Linked DNA regions of Homo sapiens: region 1 is linked to region 2. A link is a contact called in ENCODE Hi-C data. All regions are on one chromosome and are shown on one strand. The core of a region is the stretch at or near the end of the contact, and the rest is flanking DNA. Distances in the headings are between cores, read along the strand shown. Region 1 holds the start of DCAF4 (DDB1 and CUL4 associated factor 4). Region 2 holds the start of ACOT2 (acyl-CoA thioesterase 2).

Evidence for each region. A loop is a pair of places that touch in the nucleus more often than their neighbours do. Pooled maps may share reads with other maps.
Region 1: a map of PC-3 shows a loop between it and region 2 (9-fold over the local background). The contact joins the promoter of DCAF4 here to the promoter of ACOT2 in region 2. A Hi-C loop is called at or near these places in 1 of 168 maps with a recorded cell type or tissue (PC-3), 1 of 37 single-sample maps with no recorded cell type and 6 of 50 pooled maps.

Annotation. Positions count from the first base shown.
Region 1 is chr14:72,925,014-72,927,713 of GRCh38, reverse strand. DCAF4 (DDB1 and CUL4 associated factor 4) reads right to left here and starts at 1,250. Exons shown (of 14, transcript NM_015604.4): 1 at 1,171-1,250. RefSeq lists enhancers at 1-540, 1,212-1,481, 1,772-1,871, 2,272-2,700 and a silencer at 982-1,041.
Region 2 is chr14:73,567,881-73,570,580 of GRCh38, reverse strand. It overlaps ACOT2 (acyl-CoA thioesterase 2), which reads right to left and starts at 1,368. Exons shown (of 3, transcript NM_006821.6): 1 at 698-1,368. The coding sequence starts at 1,340. It also overlaps a transcript of HEATR4 not described here. RefSeq lists enhancers at 588-757, 1,952-2,700.

The DNA of each region.
Region 1 (2,700 bases), core at 1-2,500, 640 kb after region 2:
AACAGGGATTCCACCTCTGTTGGTAGGACCCCCAGGCCTGGTTACCCACAGAACACCACCTCAGGCCGGGCGCGGTGGCTCACGCCTGTAATCCCAGCACTTTGGGAGGCCGAGGCGGGCGGATCACGAGGTCAGGAGATCGAGACCATCCTGGCTAACACGGTGAAACCCCGTCTCTACTAAAAATACAAAAAATTAGCCGGGCGAGGTGGTGGTCGCCTGTAGCCCCAGCTACGCGGGAAGCTGAGGCAGGAGAATGGCGTGAACCCCGGGGGCGGAGGCTGCAGTGAGTCGAGATCGTGCCACTGCACTCCAGCCTGGGCGACAGCGAGACTCCGCCTCAAAAAAAAAAAAAAAAAAAAAAAAAAAAGAACACCACCGCGACTCTAATTTCCATCGTTATTTAAAATCAGAGTTTGGGACTTTGGAATTGTTTCCTCTAGGAAGCCGTCCCCTCAGTTTTCTTTGCTTCTGGCTGCGCTGCTGGAGTCACAAGACAATGCCTGTAGAACACCATGGTGAAAGGCGTCATGGTTTCTGAAGCCCCCGGGGAGCCCACGAGGCGTGGCTTTCTCGCTAACTCACAACTCAGAGTGGAGGCGAGGGCCAAACCCAGGCCCCATCACTTGCTAGTTGTGCGCTACCCCGACGGACAACCAAACTGCACCCCTTTCTGCGTCTGACAAGGACATCATAGCGCTGGCAAATGTTAGCGCCTGTGAAGCCGGCAGCACAGAGCCGGCCACTTCGTAAGCTTCAACCACACCTAACCTGTTATGCTGACCTGAACATTCACAGGGGACACCGCCCCAAGGCCCGCAGCCCAGCCCCCGCCAGGTGTCGGGTGGGGCCTTCAGCAGCAGGTCTCAGAGAAGCGCTTAGAGAAACGCCCTCAGCGGCGACACTCGGGGTGCCCTCCCTGCGTGTTTACGGTTGCAGCACTGATCCGGCCGGAGGGCCCCACGCGCCCCAGAACGGGCGGAGCGCGCCGGCCCAGCTGCCACCTAGGCCCGGTGGCGCCGGCGTTCCACGTGCTCACTCCTCCCCGCCCCTCCCCGCCCCTTTCCCTGGCCTTCCTCGCCGCGCCTGTCTCCCACCCCGAGCTCTGCAGCGGGAGCGCGGCAGCCCTCGAATCGATGCCAGTAGGCACCCCAGGCAGCACAGTCTTACCTGTTCAGCGTGTCCCTTCCGGATTCCCCTCCGGCTCAGCTCTGCAGGAGTTGGAGCGAAGCGTGCAAGGACCCGGAAAGACCAAGGTGTAGCGTCAGCCAGTTAGGTGGATGCGTTTTGGTGTTGTAGCAGCCGATAGGGCTATAGCGGCCGTTCTTTCCTTCTCACTGGACGCGGCTTCTGTCTGTCGACGTCAATAGGGACGATCTCATGAAGAAGGCGGGGAGTGGGGCTTCGGCTCCTCCCAGGCCTGGCCTGTCTGGGGCGGATGCACGTGGAGGCTGGTCATGGAGCGCTTGGGGGTGGGGCCAGGCGCACGCGGGGGCGGGGCCGGGGGCTGCTCCCGGAGCAGCGGAACTGTCTGGAGACCCTTTCGTGAGAGACCGTGTCTTCCTCCCTCCGCAGGGTGATGCGGCCCTGGAGAAGTCCTCTCGCTGTAGTGGAAAGAGCGAAGGAGTCTGTGAGGCGAGGGACAGAAGTAACGTGATGTTACGACTGGCGGCGAAGTCTTCGGCAGTGGCCTCAGGCGGCCGAGGCCGCTGCCCTGGGTCTGCGTTCAGGGTGTAGCGTAGCGAGCCCTGACCGTGAAACCGGGGGGCCTCCGTGTTGGCTCCAGTACTGCTGCTTGCTGTGGGACCTAGGGCGAGTCTCTTCCCTTCTCTGTGCCTTGATTTCTTCTGTTGAGAGAAGGAATCGGATCTATCATTCTCATGTCCTCTCCAGCTTAGAGTTTGTTCAGACCACCAATATTTCTAGAATGACCTATGTGTGCTGTGCCTGTCCCAGGTATCAGCTGACGGTTATGAGATCTTATGAAAGGAAAACGGAAGCCTCTGATGGGCTTGTGTCCCGAAGAGACAGTTTGTGAGGACAGCTGGATTCACAGAGGCTAGGCTTGTTGGGGTCCAGCAGTAGGCCTGGTGTGTCATGCGGCTCCGTAACACAGGCCCCTGCCCGCGGCTTGGACCCGTTAGAAAGCAGGCGGTGGGGTTCACCCATTGCACGCCGTGCGAAGGCATTTCAGCTCTTAACCAGGAAGCTAGGATTTCAGGCTAAACTCCTGGCTCTCAGGAGTTTATAGATAAATGCAGTATGTGGAGCGGGGCCGGGTGATGAGGGAAATGAGAGAAGTGGGCATAGTCAGAATAAAGAACCGCTTCATGAAGCTTGAGCGGCCTTGAAGAGAAGGCAGAGAAAAATTCTAGCTGAACAAACAACGTGACTGGAGGCCGGTTCAAGCCGGCTGGATGGGAGGGGAGTCTTGGAAGGAAAACTCAGCAGGGTGGGTTGGGGCTTGGTGACGCAGCAATTGCCAGGGAAAGAGTAGTCAGGCCGGGTGCAGTGGCTCACGCCTGAAATCCCAGCACATTGGGAGGTTGAGGCGGGTGGATCACTTGAGGCTAGGAGTTCCAGACCAGCCTGGCCAACATGGCGAAACCCCCAACTCTACTAAAAATACAAAAAATTAGCCGGGCGTGGTGGCGGGCGCCTGTAATCCCAGCTACTCAGGAGGCTGAGGCAGGAGAATTG
Region 2 (2,700 bases), core at 119-2,618:
TGTCTTTTTTTTGAGACGGAGTCTCGCTCTGTCGCCCAGGCTGGAGTGCAGTGGCGCGATCTCAGCTCACTACAAACTCTGCCTCCCGGGTTCACACCATTCTCCTGCCTCAGCCTCCCGAGTAGCTGGGACTACAGGCGCCCGCTACTACGCCCAGCTACTGTTTTGTATTTTTAGTAGAGACGGGGTTTCACCGTGTTAGTCAGGATGGCCTCAATCTTTTGATCTCGTGATCTGCCCGCCGAGACTTCCCAAAGTGCTGGGATTACAAGCGTGAGCCACTGCGCCTGGCCCTTACAATGTCTTTTAACTGAGCACTAGGTTTGAGGGACCTCTCAGTTTTGGAGCGGCAGGGACACTTCCCCAATCAGCTTTCCATTCCATTCCTGTTTCTTTACACTAACCTCCGGAAGGTTGGAAGCTACATCCCTTCTTCGTGTGAAAAGGGCAGGGACGGAAAAAAAAAAAAAGTGTAACTCCCCTCAAAGTGCCGGGCGCGGTGGCTCACCCTGTAATCCCAGCTCTTAGGGAGGCAGAGGCGGGAAGATAGCTGGAGACCAGGAATTCGAAACCTGCCTGGGCAATATAGCCCGGGGGCGCGGCGGGGGGGCATACACATAAGCGAAAAGCGTGGGGCGGGGGAGACACACAAAGTGAAAGGCGAACGAACACGGAACAATTAGCGGAGGTGAGTCACCTGGCGGCAGGAAGAGCGTGCCTCGCACCCGGCCCACGCGCACCGGCTCGCGCCGCACCCCGGGCGGGAGGAAGTAGCGCTCGTGCCGCGTCTGGCACAGCAGCCGCCCGGGGTCGGGGTCGTGGCCATCCAGCACCTCCAGCTCCACGGCCAAGGGCGTTCGCACGTCGCGCTTCACCAGCCGCACCAAAGGTTTCTCGGGCTCCAAGGCCCAGAGCAGCCCCATGGGCTCAAGCCCCGCGAAGCTGCCGCCCAGCGCGGGCGCGCGCTCCAGGTCCAGCTCGCCAAGAGTGTCGGCGCGGTAGCGCGCGTGGGCCTGGAAAAGCGCGCCCTTCTCGTCGCGCAGGGACGCGCGCAGCGTGACCGGCTGCTCCGGGGCTAGGCCGCGCACGGCGATTCGCACCGGTTCGTCCCAGCAGCAGCGGCCCGCAGGCTCCAGGATCAGCGTCGCCGCCATCCGAGCAGGAACCCTAATGATCTGACCAACCTGCCTCAGCTGTGGAGACCCCAGGAACTGCGCCGAACTCTTCAGGCTCCATTGGTACAGCCGGGACGCTCGAAGGACAGCAGGAGATGAGGCCATTTTGAATTCAGACCTGAGAACAACTGAATGGGGGTGGGGAGAAAGAAGCTTGTTAGACATCCTCTCGGGCTGCCGTCGCAGGCTAAGCGCCCACTAGGGCAGAGCTGTCTGCTAACGTGAGCGGGGAAGGCCAGAGTCCAGCCGATCAGCCAGACCAAATATAGACACACTGGAACTTGCTTAAAGTCTCCTGTGTTGAAACCTCCACTTTATGTTGGAAAGCTACTTCCTAGGTTTGCTTTTCAGAAGCTTGCTGGCCTGCGGAATGGGCTGGACCAGGGCTGGTTCTTAAAGAACCAGGCAGCTAGCAGTCTCCAGGCTCCAAACTCCTGATGGCGAAGAGGAATGCAGAGCTGGAGTTAGTTTTGATCACTTTGTTGAATAATTCACACTCATTACTAATCTTAGGGCTTTTCTTTCAAAATCTGCACCATGGTGTTTTGCTTTTGTGTTCTCTGTATATGCCTATCCTCCACATCAATCCCACATCGAAGGGTGCTGGCTTCTTACTAGCTGTGTGACCTCTGAGCTTCATTCCTTACAAGTGTAAAAATAGCCAAATGGGGTAATAGGTAGTAATTTCTCAAACTCCTGACTTTGTAATCCGCCCGCCTCAGCCTCCCAAAATGCTAGGATTTACAGGCATGAGCCACCGCGCCCGGCTAATAGTTATTATTTTGTTTTACTGGTTTCTCAATTATTGTCCCAGTCAGGCAAGGGTTACTTTTTTTTTTTGAGAGACAGGGTCTCACTACATTGCCAGACTGGAGTACAGCGGCAGTTTACCATCACTGCACTTACAAACCTCCAACTCCTGGTGCTCAAGCCATCTTCCTGACTCAGCCTCTCAAATACCTCAAAGGACTACCGGAGCTCCCCATGCATCGCGCTTTTTTCTACTTTTTCGTAAGCTATTGGTTTCACCAGAGGTGTGGTGTTTTTTTTTTTCATCACTTAAGCTTTAGGCCCCTGCCAAGCCCTTGTACCTGATTTTATAATTTCCTACCTGTGTAATTAGAGAAAGCTATAAATGTGTAGGCTTCAAACCCACAAAACCTGTGTTTGCCTCTGCTCCTAATAAGGCTGTCCTCAAGGTAAGCCTTTTTATCTCGTTCCAAATCTCTCATGTCCCACGTCATTAATCATACAATTCCCTGTCAGTTCTAATTACCTTTGTATAACACCTCAAGTATGTTCTGTGCCTAGAACTCTCAGGAAGTAAGAAGGCAAATAATTCTGTGTCTGGAATTGGTTCCTTCTGGTGGATTCTTGGTCTCGCTGACATCAAGAATGAAGCCGCAGACCCTCGCAGTGACTGTTACAGTTCTTAATACAGTTCTGAAAAGTAGTGTGTCTGGAGTTTGTTTCCTCTGATGTTCAGATGCGTCCGGAATGTGTTCCTTCTGGTGGGTTCATGGTC